Regions from separate parts of the Mus musculus genome. Here region 2 is linked to region 1. Evidence: chromatin loops called from intact Hi-C (ENCODE). Cell type or tissue: left cerebral cortex. All regions are shown on one strand. Links, peaks and the distances in the headings refer to the core of each region. The heading gives the core; the rest is flanking DNA.

Region 1 (5,377 bases), core at 208-5,207:
CGGTTCTCCCTGAAGTGAAGACCTCTTTACATGCTGTAGGCCATAGTGACTATGTATTCATTGTCCATATTAAATCAACACTTTCAATACATACATTCTCTGGACTGAACACTTAATGTTTCTCATACAACATTCTTTCTTGTTTGTCTTTACTTTGGTCTTAGTTTAGTCTTGATTTAGTTTTAAGGAAGAAGCTCATTCTATAGGCCTGCCAGCCTCTAACTCAACAGCAATTCCACTGTTTCAACTTCCTAAATATTGGGACTATGGGTCAGTGCTACTACTCTTGGTGAAATTCTTATTTATTCCGCTCTTCTGATAAACTCTTAAGTTTAAGAAATATGCCAACTATGTTCAACATCTCTATCTGACACAAAAATAACACCTAACCCATTTTAAGAAATATGTTTTAGAAAGCTATGGATCATTCATGCAGATACCATTAGCTAGAGAGAGAAAAAGGTGACTTCTCTCCAGAAAAACATAATAATCTCTGAAACAGACCAAGAAGGACGGTGTTGATGTTTGCATGGGAGAGCGAGCCCCCAAACCCAGGCTTTACTAAAAGAACTCGGCAACTTTATATTTTCATGTCTATACAGCAAAACGGAGTTACTGGAGAACCACATAAAACTACAGTAGCTATAATGGCCTTCTTAAGTGGTCTGCTCGGGCTGTGATCAAAGGACATGTGCACATACTTCAGTAATTAGATGGGTTTATAAGGTGTGCTATTAAACCAGCGTCCATCTCTCTACTCTTCTTTGTCTAAACATTCTTAGTTTGCATTCCCCACAAGTGCAATGGGTTTCATAATGCCACTGTCTCTGAAGAACATGATGTCGTTGGGCCATATTGACCTCCCATTTTTGTCTATCCACACACTCCCTCTTCCTCGTCCCAAATAATCTACTTCCCATTTCCATGCTTTCACAGAAGAGAAGACTTCGCCTCTCACTTTCCTGAATCGGCCTCATTTCCTGCAATGTGCTGATCTACAAATGCTGTCCATCATCCTGGAAAGAATACAAACTCATCGAGCACCCGTCCTTTTATGTTTGTCCTTTCATTAAATATAGATTCTTTTCTCATATAATAAATATATCCTAATTACAGCTTACCCTGTGTCTACTCCTTCCAGTCCCTCCCCACCCCACCCCCTCCTCTAATCCAGAAACACTCCCTTTCTGTCTCTCATTAGAAAAGAACGGCTGCCAAGAGGTAACAACAAAACGTAACACAATAAAATATAATAAACAAAAGCAAAACCCATCACACTGAACGTGGGTAAGGCAAATCATCAGAAGGGAAATATCCCCAAGAGAAGCAGAGGCCATTCATTCAAACCCACAGGAGCCTCATAATGTGGCTTTCACACAGCGGACCTTGCACAAGCCCTTGTAGGCTCTGTACTTGCTACCTCAGTCTGTGTAGCTCCTTTATTTATTTATTTATTTATTTATTTTATTTAATTAATTAATTTATTTATTTAACTAGGGGAAGAGCTCAGGAAAATACTGCAGAAACCCTTAGGCCAACCAGAATGCTGGCCTGACTTTCCTTTTGACCCTGACTTGTTTTTTTTCCTCTAATGTCCTTGTGTGTGTCCCATTTATATAATTCTATTAATTATATATTATATAATTATAATATTAATATATTGTATATTACATACTGATATATAAATAATAATTATGTAATTATTATTTATTCATTGGAAATTTTATCCAAATGCTGTTTCCTGTAGTCACTAAACGTATCATTTACCTGCGTGAACCTCATGCATCACAGGTCAAATCACCAGTGACATATTTAATGAAGCAAATTGTCCAGCTATATTTCATATATTAAAACTTCAAATAAGTTCTTTGAAGTTTTAAAAGACAGGAAATGAAATTTTGCATGTTCCTTACCAGCTGTTACTTTTTAAAAATAATATATAAAACTCTTCAGAAAGCCTTTTTGCTTGTTTATTTATTTATCATTTATTTATTTTTATATGTCTGTCTGTTTTGCCTACATGTTTTTCTATGTACCACTTATGTGCCTGGTGTCCATAAGAGTAAGAAGAGGGCATCCTTGGAACTGGAGTTACAGATAGTTGTGAGCCTCCATCTAGGTGCTAGCAATTGGATTCAGATCCTTTGGAGGAACAGCCAGTGCTCCTGACGGCTGAGTATCTCACTGGTCCCCAGAAAGCAACTCTCAAGCAAATTTTATTCAGTCCGTAATAATGAATATACATCAGAAAGTAATTGAGTAGCCTGTTGTGCCTACATTTGTCTATTCTGCTTTCTTGTTTCCATCATCATCTCAGTCACAAAAATACTCCTGAAAGTTGAGTTTTAACCTAAAGGTACAATATAGCTTTTCTGTGTTGTTACTGAGACTTTGTGTGTAATAGGTATCTAGTCATTACTGCAATCAGCTCTCTGCAAGCAGAAACTGAGAATCTGGGATGTAAGATGCTCACTGGTGATTAATATTTGTAAAACCAAGAGGAATAGAACAGGAGCGAATACAGAGACAGCAAAACATTGAAGGAGTCCTTAGTTGTATCTGTCAACCAGGCAGAGAACTGTCAGAATGCCTCCTACAGGGCCCAAGTGCTCACACTTGTAATCTTTCTCTCTGTAGTCCTCTGATTTGAGCTATAGGGGGCACTAGGACCTCGGAATAAAGAGCCCTTTAAAGTTATGCAAATCACAAACACCTACCATATGGAAGTCCCCTGCAGCCCACACTCCCTGATGATTGGCACTCTACCCCCTTGTCCACCCACCTTGCCTGTCTTCTGATTATTGACGATGGAGAATAGTTAGACTGGTGAAGATTCGATTGTACATCCAGACATGACAAGGTCTGAGTGCTCGATGGACCCGGAAGGGAATTTACCTTTGATTTCCATGTCGATGTTGGCTTTGTCTTGTGTTATAGGCAAATGTATCTACTCACAGCCACAGCTGACAAAGAACACTGCTCCCCAGGAATATCTCTAGAAAGTTCTATGAAATTAGAACGGATTCAGTACTTGTTCACCCTAGAGGTTCAGAGACATACCAGGCTTTGAAGAGTAATTTTTCAAGAAAAGGTAGTTAGTTGTACTTGGGAAATTCAGGCAGGGTGGGATCTTGGAGGGAAAATCATGAGCAAAGTACAATGACATGCATGTATCAGAGCAGAATCCATTATCTTGTACATCAATAAAAATTAACTATAAGAAATGAGATTGATTCTGGAAGATAGAAGATACTCTAGACAAGCAGCAACTTTACTTTCTCTAACATAGCCATTCTTGAAGGGGAACAGGTATATTTTAGCTAGCTTTGCTTAAGATTTACATTATGAGATTATAAAGTAAACCCAGATATTGATACTGACCGTTACTAAAACTGAGTTATCTTGATATCCAAAGATAGACAGTCTTTTGAAGCACTCACCCGGTTTTTTATTAATAATCTTCAGATTTGATTTCCCATTCTGGCTGTGTTTATCAGAATTTTAGTCATATAAAAGCTCATATTATAATGATACCTAAAAATAGAGGTCTTAAAACCCAAAATCACCAATACATACAAATCCTGTAGCATTAATCCTGACAATTTTATAAGATGCCAACGTTGTAAATTATAATAGTTTCCATTATTAGTGTTAGCATTTTGTCTAAGCTCTGCCCCACAGTTACCTGGCAACATACAGGTGTATCTCACTATAAAAGGGGATGCTTGCCTCCTCCTCTCTCTTTCTTGCTCCTGCCTTCTTGTTCCCCTCTGTCCTCTCTTGCCCCTTCCTCCCTCTCTCTTCATTCCCTTCCCCCTCTCTCATGGCTGCCGACCTCTACGCCTATTCCTCTACTCTTTCTCTCTCTGCCTCTCCTACCCTCTTAACTACCCTCCCCATGTCCTGAATAAACTCTATTCTATACTATACCATCATGTGGATGGTCCCTTGGGGGGAGGGAGGGATGCCTCAGCATGGGCCCTCCAAGGCAACCCTTTCCCGCACTCCTGACTACACCTCCACCAAAACATATTCTCTCTCTCCTTATCTTTTTATAAACACATCAATCAGTAATAGGAACACTAGTGTTAAAAATGTACTGCTTAAATAATGTTAATTGTTAGAATAACGTTGTAGATACCATGAAAGTTACAACAAAAATAAAAAATCAAATGTAAAAGAAAACTCTCTGAAAAAGCATAATTCATATATGTTAATTTTATACTTATTTTATGATCAATTTGCATGAATAAACTTAGAATGCCCTATTCGAAGTAGGTATACATAATAGGTGTAACATGGTAAGATTAAAATTATTATAAATATTATCATTAATGAATCAAACATAATGAATATATACATACTTACATCTCAATATATATATTTGTGGACAAGATAAATATCTGACACCTATGCATGTTTCATAGGCCCGGCATGAATGCCTATATGGAATGGGCCTTAAATCCGACCAGAAAGCAATTATATACTCAGTGAGTATATTTTGCCAGGTTTGTCACTGTTTCAGGGTTCACAGCCACACAGGACTGATGACTAGGAGTGTGTGTGTGGTTGGTTGCTGGGGCTCCTAAGAGAGAAGCACGTGTTTCCCTGACTCTGAACCCCATGAAAGAGGCAGCGTAAAGGCTGACTGTAGGAGTCAGAGGAGATGGAAGTCAGCAGGAGAACATGGCTTACCTAATCAACTAACAGGGCTCACAGAAACGGAAACAGCAAGCACGGTGCCTGCATGGGGCTGAGCCGGGTCTTCTGCTGCTTCAGGAAACCTCGCTGATGACAAGACAGAACAAGATACAGTAAGACAAGGCAAATGCCCTCATACTCAGGCTGGAAAAGGAAAGCCAGCGGGAGGAAAAGTCTATAGAGCAGGCCAAAGAGTAAGTATAGTTGTGAGTAAATATTGCCAGCATTTTATTGTTAGGAACCATTCAGAATGAACAGATAAGAGCTAGAGAAACAAAACGGACCTCAGATAATCCTTGATCCAAGTGTTAGCTCTTGACTTGGTGCATCATAGGACATTAGTGTAGTGATTCATTAACAGAGCTGCGTATTCATATCAGCTGTGCGGTTTTACTCCAGAGAGCTGAGAAATCCTGTTCCTGGAGATTCTGGTCAGCTTTGGGGATATCCAAGGGATGGATTTTTTTTTAACAGTTCCCCATATTAAATTAGTACCTAGACATAAAGGAAGGTTACCACCCAACATTAAACATAAAATTAAGGCCACCAATAATGGAAGATTCCACTGTATGTCTTTAATCCCAATACTGGAGGCAGAGGCAGGCAGATCTCTGAGTTCAAGGCCAGCGTCGTCTACAGAGCAAGTCACATATACAGTCATTTCATATGAAACTAT
Region 2 (5,377 bases), core at 171-5,170, 840 kb after region 1:
GAGCTGCGGAGGGGGAGCCCGCGGCGGGGTGGGGGGGGAGGGGAGAGGAAGCGAAGGAGGACAATCGGACCTAAAAGGCTAGGGCAGACCTCGGGATGGAGCGGGGGTCGCGCGCCGCGGGCTGGAGCTCCCGGGACCCGCTGGCGGCTGCCCACCGAGTTCTGCGCCTGGGAGGTGCTTCCCGCCGCTCTCCGGCCGCGGGATTCTCTGTTGCGCAGCGGGGCCTGGGACTCGGGACTCGGCTGCCCGCTGCCTCGCTGATCCTCCATGGCCCGGCGTCCCGCCTGGGAGCAACCCGCCCGCTTCGCTAACCCTTGTCCTCCGCCTGGTCGCGAGCCGCCTTCCCTAGGACCTCGGAGCCGTGAGCCCGTCGGCTGCGGCTTCTCCGATCTCGGTTGGTCCCCGGACCGGGTTCCGGGAGCGGGAGCCGGAGCCGGAGCCGGGACGCGGCCCCGGGCGCGCACAGACGCGAAGCGGCCCAGCCTGGGCGCCTCTGGCGAAGGCTCCTGGCTCCCTGCACAAACCCGTCGGACTGGCTGGGCCACTCCTGCCGACACCCCCTAGATGACAGAGCTAGCTCTCCCCTCGCGTCGCCACTGCTAGTCGGCCCGCCTGGTTGTCGGAACAAGCGGCACCTCGCCTCTTGCGTGTCCCTGCAGAGTCTCAGCCAAATCAGACAACTCTAAGCCCGCTCGGGAACCCGAAATCTCCGCTCCAGAGCTGGCTATCCCGCTGATACCAAAGTTGTTGAGATTGCCCAGACTTTTTTTTTTTCTTCTTCTTCTCTCCCATCCCGGTCTCATCACACCCCTCTCCAACCCCTCTCTCATGCGCCTTCAGAGTCCCTCTGGGGGGTTCAAGTTCATCTCGCGCCCTACCCTCGAGTTTCCTTTGGTGTGTTGAGCCACACTAAGATTCTTAACGCTTCCACTCAGGGCGCTTGTACCCCGAACTGATTTCGGGGTTCCAAGAAAGTGAAAAAACCATCAGCTAGAGAAGGGAGCCCAGATCCCTAAGGGGGAAAAACTGCTCTTAAAGAGTCACAGTAGAACCTAGCCCTGCCGGCAAAAGTCACCCTTAGTCTAGAAAACAAAGCTGTCTGGTCCTACATGGGGTTCCTGGGCCCCTCTCGGCGCACCACAGGAGTCCCCAGAGAAGCAGGGATATTGGTAGGGATGCCTGTCACCTGGTGTCCCAGGTTGGGAGTGGAGAGGGATAAAGGGAAAGACGGAGAGGAGAAAGGCGAAAAAACCCAGCATTTTAAAAGAAAAGGGGGAGGGAGCGGGTGACACTTCCCTCACGTAAACCCAGTTTCTAATTTCGAGTGAAGTCAGAATTTTTGCCTCTGCGCGCCCGCGAGCAGACGTTTTAGCCGGAACCCCTAGCTCCAAATGCCGAAAGGGGGGGGGGGGGAAGAAAGAAAGACAGACAGACAGACAGACAGACAGACAGACAGACAGAAAGAAAGAAAGAAAGAAAGAGAGAACAGCGAAAGTCAAGGCTACTACAGATTTGGATAATCACGGGCTTCCCACCCCTCCGTCACACCACTCGCTGATCAGCCCCTTTCAGTGGGGTATGAAAAAAAAAAAACCCACACACACACAACAGGCTGAGGCCATCCCTCCCCCACCCCCCGCACAAGCCGTTGGTTCTTTTTTCATGCCTCCCTGACTGTCCCAAAAGTTATGCTCTGAGGCTCTGGGTTTTAAAATGGGTTCCCAAGGGACGGCCCTCTCTCTGATCCCAGCGGACTATCGGCAACTGGAGACGATCGGCTGTCGCCCCAGGATTTTCAGGGTCCCGCCGCTAAGCACTGGCAGGTAGAAGGGGGATCCCTCCCCCGTCCCCGACTCCCAGAGGCCGGTAACGCACCCACACCCAACCACCACCACGGGGTGTGTCCACCCCGAAGCTCGGCGGGAGAAACTCCTTAGAACTTCAAGGACTATAGCAGCTAAAGAGTGACACCAAGGGCTGACGTGTGGGCTCCCAAGCCGAACGTGCTTTACAGGTCAGGGCGAAGTGTGTGCGCCCTTCTCCAAATGCAAGAAGGGAACGTCTTTAGGGAGAAAGAAAAGAATGAATGAAAAAGGGGGTATTAATGTCAGGGAGGGAGTGAAAGGGGGGACATGGTTTTATTTTCTTCCTGCTACTGTAGGCACCCCCAGGATCTCGCTCAAACACACCAGAGTGCACAGGCACGTGCCCAGTTGCCAGCTTTTTTTTTTTTTTTTTTTTTTTTAAATCCAAGCTCTTCTCTTCCTTCCACTCTCAGGCAGAACCAAAAGTAACCAGGAGAAAAGGGGAAAGAGTGGAACACGAGCTTCGAAAGACAAAAGTGAAAGAACCGAGATCCATGTCCACTATCTCCAGCGTCTCCCCTGTGCTATTCGGGCGACATGGAGGGGTGGGAGCTGCGCGGGTGTTAAGTTTGTCCCACTCGCATTTCGCGTGGAGAGAAGGAGGAGGAGGAGAGGGAGGGTCGATCTCCAAGCCTGTGGCCGCAAGGATGACTGAGTCGGCGCCGCGCTTACCTCGCAGTCTTCGTACTTGATATTATCCGTCAGTTTCCAAAGCATTTTCATGGATCGGCGTGATCGGATTTGCCCCTCTGCGCCTCGCACCCCAGCGGAGCTACTCTCTGGGTTAGCGCAAAGTGCGGGCTGCGGGCGGTGAGCAAAAGAGGAGGAGGGGGGGAGGAGGAGAGGAGGGCGAGGAGGAGGAGAAGGGTAGGAAGGGGGAGGAGGAGGTGGAGGTAGAGGAGGAGGAGGGCCAGGAGAAGGGCGAGGAGGGAGGAGGAGAGAAGGGTTAGAGAGCTCCCGTGTGCGCTCGGAGATCTCCCTCTAATGGTAGAAACTTTTCCCTTTTCCTGCTCCTCGCGAACAGCCTAATCGCCTCATTAGCATATCAACAATAGTCCAATTGCTCGCCAGGACCACAATCTGCCGCCGGCCGCTCCGACCCAGGTATAAAGGCCTCTTCTAGCCGCTAACTTGCTCCTAGAGCACTTGCCTGCATGCCAGCCTGCAAGCCCAACAACTCTTCCTAGAGCTCCAGCACCCTCCCTGTTCGAGCGTCCCCTATCCCCAATTTCATCTCTTTCCCCTTCGCCTGTCTTCGGGTCCTGCTAGCCAAAGATGCTTTGGATAAAGCTCTGTACTACGCAGGGTACCAGCGGCGGCGCCTAGGGACCAACTTTTAGTACCCCACCTCCCACTCTTACTACAACCGCCACTATCTGCCTTTCGTCCCCGTCCGATTTTATTAGAAATCATTATCCCTTTCGCAATGAACCGTAGCCACCAAACCAGGACCAGCAAAGTCACTCCAAGAATTTTGCCCAACTAGAGATCGCCTCCGCTCACGGCTGTTACCCCCTCGGGCTGCAGCGCCCTGGGAGTTTTATTAGCTTTGCGCTCCCCCCTCCCCCCAGGTTGGAGATTCTGCCAGCCGGCTCCGGTGGCTCGGTTGGGGTTTGCGATCTCTTAATTGCTACGTGTAAAATAAAAGTTGTACCCTGAAGAGGTTACTCGACAGATCCGGGGGTTAAATGATTTTCCTCCGGTTTGTATGAAGCTGAATCGGACTGACTATTCATCCGGGCGTTTGGACTGTAAGGTTTCCCAGGTGCAACGTGGACAACAACACAGAATTCGGATGGGGATGCACAACCCCTTCTGGAGTGAGCCAAACCGCAGACCCATGAGCTCCTGCGACTCTCCATGCGGTGTCGTACATGCATCAAAATAAAACATTAGGAACCAACTCTTCCTGTGCAAATCGGCTCCAGTTTTCCCAAGATTCTCCTTTTTAATTAAAGAAGGACGCGACCCTTTATGACTTGATGTTACTAACGCCGGCGTTTTGGCGGCGCAATGGCCGGCTGGTGAAGAACCTGAAGGCAGGAGACACCCCTTCCCCAAGTTGGCCACTCCTGACTCCGCCCAGGGGCTTACTCACTCCACCGGGACCCTTCCTCCCTTACTGCAATTATTCTAAAGTAAGATATTAAAAAAAAAAAAACACTAAAGACTTTAATGTGACACTCTGATATAGAGGGATTTCTCTGGCTGAGTTTTCCCACTAGCACTTTAAAAAATATTTTTATCTGTCTTTGTCCTGCTAATTGTGGATCAACGACAGCAGATCTCCTCAGAGACCTCTGGTTCATCTGATTCTTTTTTCTTTGGTTTTTCTTCCTTCTTTTCTTTCTTCTTTCCTTCCCCCCCCCCCACCCCAAATGTCCAGGCCTCCTCGATTTCCATAGTGAATCCCTCATGGGGAAGAAGACATCGGCAAATCCAAGTGTTTGCTAACAGGTGGAAGAAAAGCAAGAGAAGAGAACACCAGCCTCCACTCAAAACTGTAGAGGTGCAATTCTCCTTCCTGAAGACCCTGTCTAAGCTAGAGTCTCTTCCCCGAAAAGCCAGAGACAAGACCAGAGCTGACAAGTGAATTCAAAGTCTCAAGGCCCTGGGTAACCCCTAGAGATGCCTTTCCACATTTAAGTAGCACTTTGGCTGATAGGTGTAGGAACTTGGCTTCCCACTCTGCCCAGGAAAAAAAAAAAAGGTCAATTTCTAAGTAAAGCTCCGCAAGGTTTTTCCCCCAAGCTCAACTGACCTGTAAAAAGGCTTAAAACCTAGAGCTCAGTCTCTGGGAGGGGCCAGCACCTCCACTTTCCCCAGAGGCAGCCACAGCCCGGTGCCCTATGACCTGTAGGCCCGCTCCAAGGCCTCAAAGCAGGGGTTTTTACGTCCTGCGGGCTCGCCAGGGTGCTTGCGGGGAACTCGTAAGTTTCGCTTTCTTTTCCTTCAGTTGTGACCTAGGGGGAAGGCGCTTAAGGGGTTATTTGCTCTCTAACCCGACCCCCCCCCCAATCCCCTCCCCTGTCCCCGCAGCTCAGTGCCGGCGGATCTCTGGCTCCAAATCAGCTAAAGGCTACTAAACTGTAGTTATACTTCCGCCAAGGGCACCATTGACGTGTAGATTGGGCCTGCCAGCTCTGGGCGGCCGCAGTCGCGGCCCCGCAGTGTGGGCGCTGATGAAAGGCTGGGGAGAGCGGGTCGGTTGGGTAGCCCCTGAGCCTGGGAAGCACACGCTTGCCTGAGCTTCATTACCACAACTCGTCTCTTGCAGTCAGTTCTGCAGCTGGGCAGGGGCCGTGGTTCCCTTGGATAGGAGCCTAGAGTTAGAGCTGAGGATACAGGCCTGACCTGGGGGGAATGAACTATACCGAGGCAGGGACATCGGGAGTAACAAAGAAACATGGGTCGGAATGATCTTCTGTTCTCTGATTGTCAACATCCACCGAGATGAGCGATACCCAAGTGGCCAAGCCTGGTAGATCTGTTCCCATAGGTCTCAAAACCAC

The links. Peaks named below come from ENCODE experiments on the same cell type or tissue, not always from the same donor. Only the 100,000 strongest peaks of a DNase experiment are listed, where the experiment ranks them.
Region 2: it touches region 1 in a loop (4-fold over the local background); 4 of 42 quality-filtered maps call a loop at or near these places.

The regions. Positions count from the first base shown.
Region 1 is chr13:39,891,680-39,897,056 of GRCm38, forward strand. No RefSeq gene overlaps it. Among named protein-coding and RNA genes, the nearest start is that of Gm40924, 29 kb to the right of the region's middle. In left cerebral cortex, for the core only: a CTCF peak has its summit at 2,658; a DNase peak (open chromatin) is centred at 2,671.
Region 2 is chr13:40,731,133-40,736,509 of GRCm38, forward strand. Tfap2a (transcription factor AP-2, alpha) reads right to left here and starts at 2,663. Exons shown (of 7, transcript NM_011547.5): 1 at 2,538-2,663. The coding sequence starts at 2,588. It overlaps Gm26688 (predicted gene, 26688), which reads left to right. Exons shown (of 3, transcript NR_125899.1): 2 at 2,279-2,648; 3 at 2,890-4,030. In left cerebral cortex, for the core only: a CTCF peak has its summit at 2,862; a DNase peak (open chromatin) is centred at 2,970; H3K4me3 peaks cover 613 bases.